2 separate regions of the Mus musculus genome follow, and region 2 is linked to region 1. Evidence: chromatin loops called from intact Hi-C (ENCODE). Cell type or tissue: left cerebral cortex. All regions are shown on one strand.

The links. Peaks named below come from ENCODE experiments on the same cell type or tissue, not always from the same donor. Only the 100,000 strongest peaks of a DNase experiment are listed, where the experiment ranks them.
Region 2: it touches region 1 in a loop (2.5-fold over the local background); 2 of 42 quality-filtered maps call a loop at or near these places.

Annotation. Positions count from the first base shown.
Region 1 is chr2:21,726,866-21,729,365 of GRCm38, forward strand. All of the region lies in intron 5 of Gpr158 (G protein-coupled receptor 158), which reads left to right. Among named protein-coding and RNA genes, the nearest start is that of Gm39766, 89 kb to the right of the region's middle. In left cerebral cortex, no CTCF peak of the experiment used is centred here; a DNase peak (open chromatin) is centred at 1,405; H3K27ac peaks cover 1,422 bases.
Region 2 is chr2:21,663,996-21,666,495 of GRCm38, forward strand. The region is part of intron 5 of Gpr158 (G protein-coupled receptor 158); the gene reads left to right. Among named protein-coding and RNA genes, the nearest start is that of Gm39766, 150 kb to the right of the region's middle. In left cerebral cortex, no CTCF peak of the experiment used is centred here; DNase peaks (open chromatin) are centred at 940 and 1,970; H3K27ac peaks cover 1,940 bases.

The DNA.
Region 1 (2,500 bases):
TTGAAATGTAAATGAGGAAAATACCTAATTAAAAAAGTTAAAATAAAAAGAAATATATCAAGGGTTTGACTATCTTGATTTAATTAATCATAGGGCAGTTCCAAAAAGGGCATGAAGAATTGGAGCAACAGGAGAGAAAGAGATTTCAGTGATTGGACTTTCTAGATAATGTTAGGATCTAAGACATGGTATATTCGTCAGATCCAAGCCTGAGACTCTGAGAGGGCAGAGGCAGTGGAGTATAGGAGCGACAGAACTGAGAAGTGAGGGCACATGGCAAGGAAAGCTACAGAAGTTTAAGGAGAAGTTGCCAGTAAGCAGGTCTTCTGTGGAGGGGGATTCCTTGATAGATGATGACAAAGATGCAGAATTTTGCATGAATCTCATGGTCTGTGGTTTTTAAGATGTCCTAGCTTCTCTGAAGTCATTTTGTCTATCTTAGTCCCAGCACCAAATGTTTCTTTATAGCTATTAAACTTGATACTTCACTGTTTTGTTCTCTGACCCTAAATCCTTAGAAAATACCATCTATAAGTAATTTTAAGAGCCAGATATTCATAGAGACCATAATAAAACAATGAAGCAACTGGAAATCCATTCATGTGTGTGTGTGTGTGTGTGTGTGTCTGTGTGTGTGTCTGTGTGTGTGTCTGTGTCTGTGTGTGTGTCTGTGTGTGTCTGTGTGTCTATGTGTCTGTGTCTGTCTGTGTATGTCTGTGTATGTCTGCCTGTTTGTGAGTGTGCATGGACGTATGCACTGTGGTGATGCTTGCATGTGCACATGTGTGTACCTGTGCAGTAGCTAAAGGTGAATATCAGATGTTTTCTTCTACAGCTCTCCATCTTATTCTTTGGGACCTAGTCTCTCACTGACCCCTGCTGATTTCACGAGACTGATCCAGAAACCCTCAGGGCTCAGCTGCCTCTGCCTCTTAAGCGCCAGGATGATAGGCATACAATGCCACTCCTAGCTTCTAATAGATGCCAGGGACTGAACTCAGTTCCTGACAGTTATAGGCACTTTCCTTGCCTAGCCATCTCCCCAGACCCTTTCATGCATTTAAAAAGTACTTTATTTAAAGGTGATAGATCCTCATTGCAAAATAAAAACTACTAAAGCATGAAATTTTAAGAGTAGACATCCAGTTCTCCCTCATTGACTCTTCAGTCCTCCAACAACCTACTCCAATATAGCCTTAAGTTGTTCATTGACTGTGCATCCAAACATTCTTTTTGGCAGACAGCAAGCCATCAGGCTGCTCTCTGAAATGTGTTATCATTTGACAGTTTTTCTTAAGGGTGTTTTCGCAGGTACAGATCAGTCAGATCTTAATTATTTTAAGTTCTCTATTGTGTGGCAGTAATAAGGATGACATCGTCGTTACATCTGTCCTCCATCTGTGAAGAATGCTTTCTCTTGCAAACACTGTTTCGGTGATTATTCTTGGACATACATCTTTGCATATTTTATAATGAATGTGTATGTAGGGCAGCTTGACAGAAATAGAATCCTTGCTGTGTTTTTGTAATTCTTTCTCTTCACCCTCCCCAGGTTTTCTGAACTATGTTTCTGCACAGTCCACAGGACTTGCTTCTGGTCTATGAAGCAGCAAGGCTTACAGCCACCTACAGCTAGAACCTTAAAATCACCCATGGATCCTTAAGAAATAAAGGGGGGAGAGATGGATTTCATCACAACCTAGTGAATCCAAAGTTTCCTGAACTTCCTTGTGTTTTACAACCAGTTACAGGGGCTGGAAAGATGGCTCGTCAACTAGTAGCTCCCCCTGCTCTTGTAGAGAACCTGCCTTTAGTTTCCAGCATCCACGTGTGGCTCAGAGCTGTCTGTAACTTCAGTTTTAGGGGATCCAATACCCTTTTCTGGCTTCCTTGGGCTTGTGGATGTAGATTGTTCTGGGATTCAGAGTTGAAGCTCACTGAGATGGTTCTTGGATTCTCAATCTTTCCATAGCTGTGGGTACATCTCTCCAACTCTAGAGTTCTCCATCTGAAACACCAATCATTTTTACTGTTTCTTTCCATGAATTATCCCAGTTTGTTTTTTAGTAATTATTCATCCACTTACTAACTGCATTTTTTATCTCAAGGTATACTTTTTATTTGATTTTCTTGAAAATCTGTTTTCCTTATGAACAATGTTATAATTTTCTACTCCTCTGTTCACTACTTAGAACAACTTTTGTCATACTTCTAAGGCATCAGGCATTCTAAAACATCCAGATTTCACTGAAAGCCACTTCATTTTTTATTCTATTTTCCTTCTGTAACAGGAGGTAGTAAAGCAGGCTGAAATGGTGCTAAAGTTCCACACTTTGAGACACATCTGGCATCTACTAGCTAGGTGACCTTGTGAAAATAAATCCCCTCTGGGTCCCAAAAGTAAAGACAGGAAAACAACCTTACTATCAGTTTTCTTTCCATTACTACATCAAAATACCTGAAACAATCAACTTATAAAAAGGAGAGGTTTATTTGATCT
Region 2 (2,500 bases), 63 kb before region 1:
GATGCCAACAAGAGCTTGCTGACAGGACCCTGATATAGTTGTCTCCTGAGAAGACCTACCAGTGCCTGACTAATGAAGAAGTGGATGCTCACAGCCATCCATTGGACAGAGCACAAGGTCCCCAATGAAGGAGCTAGAGAAAGTTCCCAAGGAGCTGATTGGGTTTACAACCACATAGAAGGAACAACAATGTGAACTAACCAGTACCCCAGAGCTCCTTGGTACTAAACCACCAACCAAAGAAAACACATGGATGTACTCATGGCTCTAGCTGAATATATAGCAGAGAATCGCCTAGTCAGTCATCAATGGGAGGATAGGCCTTTGGTCCTGTGAAGGTTCTATGCCCCAGTATAGAGGAATTACAGGGCCATGAATCAGGAGTTGGCGGTTGGGAGGCAGGGGAAGGGGGAGAGGATAGGGGAGTTTTGGAGGGGAAACTAGGAAAGAGGATAACATTTGAAATGTAAATAAAGAAAATATCTAATTAAAAAAGGTCCTTCTATGTTATGAACAAAAGTATGAATAATTTTTACTAAGATGATGTATCCATATTTAAATGGTGGTACTTCTGAGCATCACTTATAATCTGTAGAAGAATTGTAAAGCCTTTTACAGAGAAGATATGGTAGAGAAAAAAAGAACATTTGAAATAACAATGTCTGGTTAAATATTGAGCAGTTATTGGTGATGCTTTAATTGAGTAGAATCCATGTTTGAAAGTCATTTGGTGGCCTTATACTCATGGTGACATTAGATTCAGATAGAAAGGGGAGATGCTTGATACTTAAATATAAAGGCAGGACTTCTTCATAAGCCCCCATGAGAAGGAGATTTACCATGCAATCTCTCTTCACCACCATGACTCACTCTGCTGGCTTCGTCCTTAGCTTCCAATTTTACCTTTGGGAGAACGCTGCTTGCTGGCTTGTTTTCTTTGGCTTTCATAGCTACCTTTCTTCTCCAGCTCAGACCCACCTAAGAATAGCACCACTGATAGTGGTATGTACCCTCCTCCACCAGTTCACAATCAAGAAAATGCTCCTTTAGCCCTGAGTTCATGCCAATTTGAGGAGGCAAGTTTTCAACCAAGGTTTGCTTTTTCCAGATGTGTCAAGTTGATAACTGAAACGAAGTATGACATTATCTATGTTCTGAAGACTGAAGGGCTCACATTATTTAAAATGAACTAAACTAAGGATTATAGTGTACAATTCTTGAGACAGTGGGTATTAAAATACCTTATTCATAAAGCATAAATAGGAGAATCATTTTCTTTACACAATAGATCAAGAAATGCTATTTTGGTGAGTGATAGTGAAGTTCTTTATGGGGGTGTATGCAGGTATGGATGTGCATGTGTGAAACAGTCTTGACCAGGATGATAGCATCGCTGATGCAGGATGACCTGAGTTTTTTAGAATGTGCAGAAAAGAGGTTTGCAACATTTAGATAGAGTTTTGCTTGTATTGAATTAAATGTTAAAATAATCAGATAAATGAAATGCTATTGAAAGTGCTTTATCTAAAAGGGAAAAAGAAGTGTTCCAGGTATTATTAGTATATTGGAATATTGTGATGGACTGTACCAATTGAGCATCCCTAATTGAAAATCAAAAACCTACAAGGCTCTGAATTCAGAAAACAAGTTTGGGCTGGGAATATTCATACTGCGTAGTGAAAAGGTCAATTTTGTTTAAACGTGACAACAACCTCCCCTGCTTTTAAATACCTTGCACACTCTCTGAGCTCCTGCTATGGATATACCAGAACTGCTCATGGAATTTGCTGTGAATTAGAGGCTTTTAAAGTACACTTGAATAAAATAGACTGTTTTTAGGGCTGGGTTCTTCCACAGAAGGAGACTGGGCTGTTCCCTGCTCTTCTGTGTTATGCAATGGACTTTTTATTCTCTTTATGCTGCATATTGTTGTTCAGATTTGCAAGAATTAAGGTTATTTTTGTCATTTCTAGGCAATCTTGGACTACAGAGGATTTCGTAACAATGCTTACATTGGAAAGTCCAAATTAGACATTATCATCATTGTGCAGACAAAGACAAACCGAAATCTGACTAAAGTCAGCATTGTTATAATTGGTAGCTCGAGGTGCTGCTTTTGAAGCCGTTTCTTACAGATTCTCAAAAGAATCTCATGGTTTGAAGCCCATGCATTGTGAGCAAATGATTTATCACCCATGATCACTTAAATACTTCTGTGTAGCTTATAAAAGAAGTAAACAGACTTTCAGGGGAAAAACCCAACAACAACTACCAGAGGGCATTTTCCGCTTATAACATTTATTTGTAATGTGAGCCTAGAAATTTGTTTTGCTTTGACTAATGCATCCATTTCAGTTAATAGTAGATTCTTATCCTGTGGGTTCCTTAATTGGTTTATGATCAATAAAGGGCACAAATACATGTGTCAATACGATGTTTATTTTAAACTCCCCAAGCTTACATAAAAGATTGTAAAATATCCAGAGCAAATAAGAAAAAG